Linked DNA regions of Homo sapiens: region 1 is linked to region 2. A link is a contact called in ENCODE Hi-C or POLR2A ChIA-PET data. All regions are on one chromosome and are shown on one strand. The core of a region is the stretch at or near the end of the contact, and the rest is flanking DNA. Distances in the headings are between cores, read along the strand shown.

The links. A loop is a pair of places that touch in the nucleus more often than their neighbours do. ChIA-PET counts read pairs that join two places held with the same protein, here RNA polymerase II (POLR2A). Pooled maps may share reads with other maps.
Region 1: POLR2A ChIA-PET joins it to region 2 with 30 read pairs in MCF 10A. The contact joins two enhancer-like sites. A Hi-C loop is called at or near these places in 6 of 168 maps with a recorded cell type or tissue (Caco-2, PC-9, gastrocnemius medialis and 3 more), 3 of 37 single-sample maps with no recorded cell type and 3 of 50 pooled maps. POLR2A ChIA-PET finds 5 or more read pairs at or near these places in 9 of 52 experiments (A673, BJ, GM12878 and 6 more).

What each region holds. Positions count from the first base shown.
Region 1 is chr18:58,115,159-58,119,759 of GRCh38, forward strand. The region is part of intron 1 of NEDD4L (NEDD4 like E3 ubiquitin protein ligase); the gene reads left to right. Among named protein-coding and RNA genes, the nearest start is that of NEDD4L, 73 kb to the left of the region's middle. Within about 2 kb of position 3,128, at least 12 of the 41 ENCODE cell types and tissues checked have a DNase peak (open chromatin) inside an H3K27ac peak, as active enhancers do; they include PC-9 and transverse colon, where a contact is called at or near this core.
Region 2 is chr18:58,076,986-58,081,614 of GRCh38, forward strand. The region is part of intron 1 of NEDD4L (NEDD4 like E3 ubiquitin protein ligase); the gene reads left to right. Among named protein-coding and RNA genes, the nearest start is that of NEDD4L, 35 kb to the left of the region's middle. RefSeq lists an enhancer at 3,488-4,080. Within about 2 kb of position 2,071, at least 4 of the 41 ENCODE cell types and tissues checked have a DNase peak (open chromatin) inside an H3K27ac peak, as active enhancers do; they include PC-9 and transverse colon, where a contact is called at or near this core.

The DNA.
Region 1 (4,601 bases), core at 1,878-4,377, 39 kb after region 2:
CTTTGTCTTCTTGCCGACTCCTATTGGTATTTGCCTGAGATGTTTTTCTTTTCTTTTTCATTCTTTTTTCTTTTCTTTCTTTCTTTCTTTTTTTTTTTTTTTTCTGGTTCTGGGCCCACAGTAGGTGCCTTAGAATCATGCAGTCCAGTTGCCTTCTGGGAATCCATTGTAGTAAGTGGTAGAGGTTTTTAAAGCAGTCCTAGGGGAGATGCAATTCCCTGCTTACATTCAAGTTTTTCGGGAAGACAAGTCTGTTTAGGAAACATAGGAGGTTAGTTGCATTTTCCTCATTAATGCAGGATATTAAAATATTCAGAGGGAACCCAGGAGTCCTCTCAAGATGAGTTTAAATTTCTCATACTTGTAGAAGTTGTTGAGAAATACTGGATTCTAATTTCCAGAACTCTGGTGGGGAAGGAGACTGTGAACCTGGTCTGAATTGAGAATGGGGATTGAGGATTTTTGGACTTTTGAAAGATTGACTTACTCTCTCCCGTTAGTTCTGTTGAACTGCTGCCTAAATGGAGGGAATGTGCATCCTCTCTTGTGTTGCGTGGCAATGCCGTGGGGACACTTGGGACATGAGCAAAACGTTGACAGAGGGGAGCACTTCCCGGAATATTATTAATACAGAGTTAGTTTTAACTTCACCTTTTGGGCAAACTTGACATTATAGATCTTGAAATAGGATTATTTTTCCCTTGCTAAGAGGTTAGCAAAATCAGTACAGTGTGTCTCTTTGACAGGCCCTAGAAAGCACTCTACGTTTGTTAACTTTAAATTTGGGTTGGAAATTGATGTTATTGGAGGAGCAAGGCGTGTTTAGGCCTGATGATTTTTGGATAGCTTGACCAAACCCGGTACAGCCAACTTTCCCCCAAAACTACTGTGTCCTTCTCAGTGGTTCCTGTGCCTGCACAGGGACCCAGCGCACACCCCAGTGTGCCTCTTTGGGCTCTGGCTAACTTAGGCTGACATCCTGATAGAACGCAGTGACCACCTGGTCATTTGATTACAGCGCTTCTTCCAGACAGCACGCTCAGAATTGCGTTTCTTACTTCCAGTCTTCTTGCCCTGTAAGCATTTTCTGTGAGTCACCAAATCAACCACAAAATCATTTAATTTTATGGAAGTGGAAAATCAGACTTATTAAAATACTGTGTTTTTGTTTTAAAGCTCAGAGGTATAGAGATCCATGAATTTTTTTCCATGCCTTCTCATAATGTGGTTTTGGTTTAGCTGCGGTTCTTCCAGGCGCAGATGTCAGCCCTCTGCAGATCTGCTGCATCAGAGTTTATGGCCTGGGTCTTAGGAATTTGCAATTTAAAATAACCCCTTCAGGTGCATCTAATGCAGCCTAAATTTGGGGCCAGCTCATGGGTTGTAAACTGTACTGCCCTATACAATAGTAGCACAGTTCTAAGCTCAAGGGACTCAAGGGGGTCCAGTAAGTACAGTTCACCAGAGAAATAACAAAAGCATTTGCAGAGGGAGACCAGAGCATCACCTTTGTTAGGGCAAAGGCTTAACATAGAGGAATGTGGCTTCTATGTCCAGGCCAGTGGGCTTCCTAACACAGAACATGGAATTAGGCAGACTTAACATCCCCCATGCCCACCCTGGTGAGTGCCAGCATGGGCTTGAGCTGCTCTTCACACTGATGGTCCATCCTTTGGACTGATCTCCTTGTGAAGGATACAATACAGCAAGGAGCGGGGGCTTGGCTTGGCACAGCCAGTTCTTTACCCAAACTCCTGCCAACGCTGGCCCTTCTTTCTTACCCTGGTTGGAGTGTGTGAGGGTGGGAGAGGCAGGAGGAATATGCTGGACAGAGCTTCTTCCATCTAGAAGGGAATTTCAGGAGTAAGAAAGCGGCAGCTCTTAACATACCTGGGAGAAAGCAAGTGCTTAGTAAACAGTTGAGGAATGAACTAAGAATTTTCAGACAGATTTTCCTCTTCTGGAGCATTTGCAGAACCGCCTCTTTGCTCAAGTGCTTTGTTTTTTACAGATTCATTTAAGGTCATGGTTCCAGACACTAATGTAAATCAGCACATATATTATTGAAGAAGTAGAATACCTCCAGGCCCAGTTGCCTTGGAGCAGGAAAAACAGTTCATCCTCATTACCATCCAGAATAATTTATGTTCAAGATAATACACAATCAATTTACTTTTTATCATATTCGAATTTGATTTGTGTACACTTTTGAGTTTGGATGTCAGCCACATTGCTTCTGTGTGTTAATCTTTATTTACGGGAATAAATGGGAAGCAGTCAGCCATTTTTTATTCTTTATTGGGGAACTGCATTATAGTGGAAAAGGTAAAATTATAAGCTAATGAGACCAGAGGTCTGTATGTATGAAAACCATCCTCATCGCTTCACAGTTGTCTTTGAACCAGTTTCCCTGGGATTGTTCGAAATGTAGCAAACGTGGCTCACGGTTACCCTGACGGGGCCAGAGCAATAGGGGGAGGTGTGGGCACCTGTATACATTTGCGTTGAAAAACGTACCCGGGCTATTCTGAGGTCCTTTCCTGCCCCCAGCCTGGTTTCTGGGCCTCTCTGGAGTCTCTCTTTCTGGCACTTGTGTTCTGGAATCGCTTATCAGCCTGGACTCCTTCAGCAGCAGCTGCCACAGTGTCTTTGTAGTCACACTACACACCTATATACTCCATGACATGGAGTGTATAGAATGTTTCCCGTCTTCCTCGTCAGTGCTGCCAGGAGAAGCTTCCCCTCTCCTAACCTCTGGATAGTGGCTGGCTCTGCTTTATTCAGGCATTGCTTTCATTTTTTAGAACAGCTGCTCCAGTATGCTTAGTGTGAATGACAGCCCAGCAGAAAGAATGGACTTGACACTGGAGACTGCACCACTCCACATTTCTTTGTCCCCTCAAGATGACTTAACTAGCTCCCTTCCCTTTTCCTTCATGCAATAGCCTCAGAAGTTCGGCTGGCATTGCCAAGTTGTTAGAGTGAACCTTAACCTGTGTATGACTCAGAATTCACATCTGCTGTGTCAGTGAACACACAGATCTCTTTGTGAACACATGGTTATCAAGAGGCACATGCTCTTACGTATCCTGCCGGATTCTGGTAAGGCGCTGCTTGCGCAGTAAGCACTTGTCAGGTGCTTATGATGCCTGTGACGTGAGGCTGTGGATGCAGAATTTGTGGTCTGAACATTTTTGAGTAGATAAAAATGGAAACTGAAATTGGTGAAGCAGACTTGTGGCTTTTCCTACTTTCTCATCTCTTTTATGGATATAACTAGAAGCTCTGCTTCATCAATGAGTGTGTTAAAACAATTTGTTTACAAAATCCTATTTATTAAAATAAAAATCTGAAAGAACTGCGCTGCTGCTTTTCAGTGCTCGCCACTCTAGGAACCTGTATTCCTCCTCTTGTTCATCCTCCCTTTTCTTCTTTTTTGTTTTGTTGTTGTTTGTGTGTATGTATGTGTCTGTGTGTGTGTGGCGGGGTGGTGGGGGCGGTGTTGCCAAATCTTTTGCACTGAATCTTTGAAGATGTCCTGAAATACTTACCAAATCACTAGAGCGAAGAGAAGCCCATCTGATTTCTTCATCTCCCAGCTGAGGAAGGACACACTTTCTCCCACTCTCCAGTGAAGGCCCCTGTGTCCTGTGGGTGGGGGAGCTGACATCACACTCAGTGCTGACATTTCTTGTTCCCTGGGTGGGCGCTGATTCCAGATCCTCTTCAGCCCCCCAAGCGGAACTGGGTTTCTCTTGAAGGTCCTAACCTCAGCTCACACCACCTGCTACTACCTTTCTGGGTCTTGGATTTTGTTGTTACCCAGGCCCGGGGTCATCCCAAAGGCTCTTGATAGCCCTGTGGCTGTGCTTGCTAATACACTGTCCTCATCTTTTGTCAGCGAAGTAAATCCAATAATGTTTCCTTCTCTTTAATCCAAGCCAGTCTTCATTGAAAACACTTCACCTCTAAGCTCTCAGGCTCTGCAGTCTGCCCTCTCCAACCTTACCCCTCATGCCCCACCTTCCCTTTGTCCCCATCTTTCCCTTCTGTTCCAGTCATTCTCATGGGCCATGGAGAGTGGAAGCCTGGGAGGGCTTTGCCAAAGTCCAGTTGCCTGCTCACTTTCCTAAGGGCCAGAGCAATGGGGGAGGTGGGGGAGGTGTGGGCACCTGTATACATTTGTGTTGAAAAAGGTACCCAGGCTATTCTGAGGTCCTTTTCTGCCCCCAGCCTGGTTTCTGGGCCTCCCTGGAGTCTCTCTTTCTGGCATTTGTGTTCTGGAATCGCTTATCAGCCTGGACTCCTTCATCAGCAGCTGCCACAGTGTCTTTGCAGTCACACTACACACCTTTACCCCGATCCACTGACCTGCTGTCCCGGATGGCCCTGGTGTGTTCTCTCTGTTCCTAGCCGCAGAAATTGCTGGTGAATGTCACCAAGCTAAGCGGTGTAGCTTTATAACAAGTGGATTCAGCCAGCTGGGACTGGACGACTGAGAGTTTGCAGCCCCTGCTGGACCCTGTGTAACTGTCCAGTTCGCCTAGCTATTGGTTTGGCCCAGTGGTTTTCAATTTTGGCTGCACATCAGAATCACCTGG
Region 2 (4,629 bases), core at 821-3,320:
GACTACAGGTGCGCGCCACTATACCCGGCTAATTTTTTGTATTTTTAGTAGAGATGGGGTTTTGCTAACAGGCCAGTCTGGTCTTGAACTCCTGACCTCAGGTAATCTGCCCGCCTCAGCCTCCCAAAGTGCTGGGATTACAGGCGTGAGCCACCATACCCAGCCTCATAACGGCTTTTTTTTTTTTTTTTTTTTTTTTTTTTTTTGAGACAGGGTCCCACTTTGTCACTCAGTTTGGAGTGCAGTGGTGTGATCTCTGCAGCCTTGACCTCCTGGACTCAAGTGATCCTCTGGCCTCAGCTTCCTGAGTAGCTGGAGCTACAGGCATGTACTACCATGCCCAGCTAATTTTTGTATTTTTTATAGAGATAGGCTTTTGCCATGTTGCCCAGGCTGGCCTGGAATTCCTGAGTTCAAGCAATCTACCCACCTCGGCCTCCCAAAGTACTGGAATCTCTTTTTTTGGAATACGTTTCAAAGCATGTGATAGACATCGGTACAGTACAGTCCTAAACACTGAGTGTGCACGTCGTTAACTACAGTTTAATATTTGTTTTGTTTCTGGATCTTTTCCAGGGATTTTTTTCAAGATTAAATTCCAAGCGCCATGATAGTTTCTGAGTTAGAAGGATGGGGCAGGCCCAGGAATCAGTACTTTGAAAAGCTCCCAAGTGCTTCTTGTGATGCATCGGGTTTGGGATCTTCTGCCCCAGGGAGCGCTTCCCGATTACTTCATAGCTAATCCTCACCTAAAATGCAGAGGTGGGCAGTTATCTTTAACCTGACCATAGAGCTCCATTTTTGGTTTTCTTGGAATCTTTTGTTTAAAACAGTGGTTCTCAACCAGGGGCAGTTTTGTGCCTCGAGAGACATTGGACAATGTCTGGGATGGTTTGGTTATCACACCAGGGGGCATCTAGTGATGAGAGATCAGGGATGCTGCCGAGCATCCTGTAATGCACCGGACAGCCCCACAGGATGGGGAGTTATCTGGACCAAAATGCCAATAGTGCTGAGGCTGAGAAACGTATTTTTTTTTTTTTTTTTGCCTAAAAGAAAATTGCTTGCTCCAGATGACTCCAGACAAACCAAAATAAAAATAAAAAGTAAAAACTAAAATGACAACATGAAATGAATTTTTAAGAGCCAAATGAGACCTTTAGAGACAATCTCATCACTGCCTACCTGGTTTCCGTCAAATACAGATTTATGCTCCAGAAAGTACCTAATTTATTAAAATAAGCTGATTTCTAAAAGCTTGTTAGATGGTCAGTAATCTCAAACTTTGAGTGAATTTACTTGAAAAGGTAATGTTGCTGGTGGCCTTTAGTTTCTTTTAATATATCTTAAATATGATATCAAAGAAAAACAGAACATGATGCTTTGGGATGAATGTAATGAATGAAAAGCAGGATTCTTTGGCAGGTAACTGTGTCCCAGGCCCTGTCCTGCAGGGTGGCAGGGATGTGCTGAGCTGGGTGAGGGGGGACCGCTGAGGGCTTCTCTCAGTAGTTGCTCTGTGTAGAATTTTCTGAGTGTCTTGGGAGAATGGGGGCATTTTTCCTGAAGGTCTCACTTGACTCCACAGTGAATGGCTTTACCTGTCTCTTGAGTAAGATGCATTTCTAGTAATGCTCTGACTACTTAGTCCACGTTTGACTAGTTTTTAGGAAAACAATATGTACAATGGAACAGAAAGCTTACAGAAATAAAGGGCAGTTCTTTTCTTGAGGTGAAAGTGATGTGGGGAGCCAGTAGGTGACAGGATTTGCTCTGGCCCCTCCGAGGGAGGAGGAAGATGAAGGTGAAACGTGGTATTGGTCAGTCCGTTTCCTGCTTGGTTGATTTCAGGGACCTGATGAGACAATATGGTGGTGAAAACAGACTGCTGGATTGCAATGGGCGGAACTGGGCTTAGTCTCTGGATAGGTGTCAGTTCATTTCACACCTGTCATTGAGGGAAAATAATACCTGTATGGCTGTTGGAAGATTAAATGAGACTATGAACGGGAGCTGTGTGGATAAAATGTACCAGGCACTCCCAGTGCCAGAAGGTGTTCTTGTTAGTTCTGGGTGTGGCGATGTGCGAAGACACCCGTGTCTGCGGGGTGTGTGTGAGCTGCAGATAACCAGCAGGTCCTGCTGATGAGGCAACCTTCTTGGGAGTCTTGGCTCAGTTCCGGGGTTTAATTACGATGTATCCTTGGGCAAGTGGCTTAATGTCTCTGATTGTAATTTCCTTCATTTTTTCATATCTAAAATGAAAGAGGTGCTTGGATATTCCTAAGGGTTCATCTTTAGGAGTCTGTACTTCTGGTGTGGAGCTTTCTGGAAAAAGGCTTCTGGGAATCTGAAATGGCAGTAGTGATGGGCGTGGTAACAGCAGTGTTCATACGCTTCCTCAGTAATTTTATGTAACAAACACTCACAGTGTACTTACTGCCCCTGAGATCTTAAAAACTCTCACTTTCAACTTTCACGACACCCTATAACTTAGGTAACTGCTATTATCCCTGGTATACAGATGGGGAAACTGAGCCTCAGAGAGGTTGGTGATTTGCCCCAAGTCATAGCTGGGAAGTGGCAGACCTCGATGGGATGCAGGCACCCTGCCCTCTGGGCTCCGATCACTTGGCCACCTCCCCGCATGCACCACATGGGCTGTGGAGTTGGAGGCATTTGTGGGCTTCAAGAATGAGAGTTGGTGGGGAGTATGTGTGAGGAACCGGAGGGGTCATTTCCCTGGGACTGGGATTGTGGAGGTTTTGATTTTGCTTTTCCCTTTTTAAACTGGGTGAGGTATGAGCATGGGAACTCTGTACGGAATGTGTCATTGGAGAGGGACAGCAGGGACAATGAAGGTAGTCCCCAGAGAAGTATGAGAAACTGGCATTCAGTGCTCATGCAGAATTCTCTTTGTTTTAATAATAATACAAATAATAACATTAATATTATTTTTAGAGGCAGAGCCTCACTCTGTTGCCCAGGCTGGGGGGCAGTGGCACGATCATGGCTCACTGTAGCCTTGAACTCCTGGGCTCGAGCCATCCTCTCACCTCCCTCAGCCTCCTGAGTAGTTGCCATGCGTAACACCGTGCCTTGCTAAGTTTTAAATTTTTTGTAGAGACCGGGTCTCACTGTCTTGCCCAGGCTGGTCTCGAACTCCTGGCCTCAAGCAGTCCTCCACCACAGCCTCCCAGAGTGCTGGGATTAAAGGTGTGAGCCACTGCACCCTGCCTAGGATTCTCTGTAGATGGGGAGCCCACCTGGGTGAGATGCCAGACACCTGGCTCCGGCATATGCACAGCAGTTTCACACGAGCGTCTCTTACTCAGGTTTCAGAGTTCTGGTAAAAGATTTAGGTTTGACATCCACCCTTTGAGGTTTTTGGTTCTCACATGTTTGATAACCTGAAGCTTGTGGGTTTGATATGGGCAGTAAAGTGGGATTATTTCTGTTAGAGATCCTTATTCCCTAGAGACTTTCTGGTCTGGAAAGGTGAGAGGCTATATATTCATTAGCTGGAACCACCATGTGGATCATTTGTTGGAAGAACTGTTAGGAAGAAGACAGATATTGCTATAGAGAGCAGGGCCAGATGAGCGAGAAGGCAAATGTACTTCATTCCTGTACCTGCAGGCTTATTAGGGACAGATGCCCTCAGGCGGGGATGTGTAGCTTCACTTGACTGCTCTAAATAAGGAGCGAGAGGGTGGTGTGTGTGTTAACCATCAAGATTAAGCAAGCAAGAAAAAGACAAAAGAAAGCCATCATTTAGTAACTGGTGGAGTGAGTTGGAGCCTGGGAGCTGCCCCAGGACAACTGTTATTTCCCTTGATCTTCCTCAAACCCTACCAGGAAGTGAGGGCAACAGTTCCCTAAAGCAGCCCCATCAAGCTCTTAAGAAAGCAGTTTCACTGGGAGTGGGGAGAGGTAGAATTGGGAGGTGGTAGAGGGCTGGGGGGTATGAAATGTGAGGGCCGGAGTCCTCAGCATCGGAACTCCAGAAATAAAAAGTTGTCTGGGTCTTTGAAAGCCTCCTATATGATAATGTTACAGTAACAGTGTTCTCTGCTACTTTCAATGAATAAAAAACCTAGGGTTTCTCAGCTACAGTGTGCATTAAGAGACATTTGTGGTCTAGTTTTGGCACTTCATTTCTATTTGGGAACATGCATTCTGAGTTTTAGACAACTAGCTTCCAAATGAAATTTTGGAACACCACCCTTTTTTTTTTTTTTTTTTTTTGAGATGGAGTCACGCTCTGTCGTCTGGGCTGGAGTGCAGTGGCGCGATCTCGGCTCACTGCAAGCTCTGCCTCCTGGGTTCACGCCATGCTCCTGCCTCAGCCTCCCGTGTAGCTGGGACTACAGGTGCCTACCACCGCGCCCGGCTAATTTTTTATATTTTTAGTAGAGACGGGGTTTCACCGTGTTAGCCAGGAAGGTCTCGATCTCCTGACCTCCTGATCCACCCGCCTTGGCCTCCCAAAGTGCTACGATTACAGGTGTGAGCCACCGCACCCAGCTGGAACACCACCCATTTTTTAAAGCAGAGAATTTATTGTTATTTGCACAAAAGGACGTTTGAACACTTTAGGAAATCTGGATGCTGGAATTAACTCGGTCA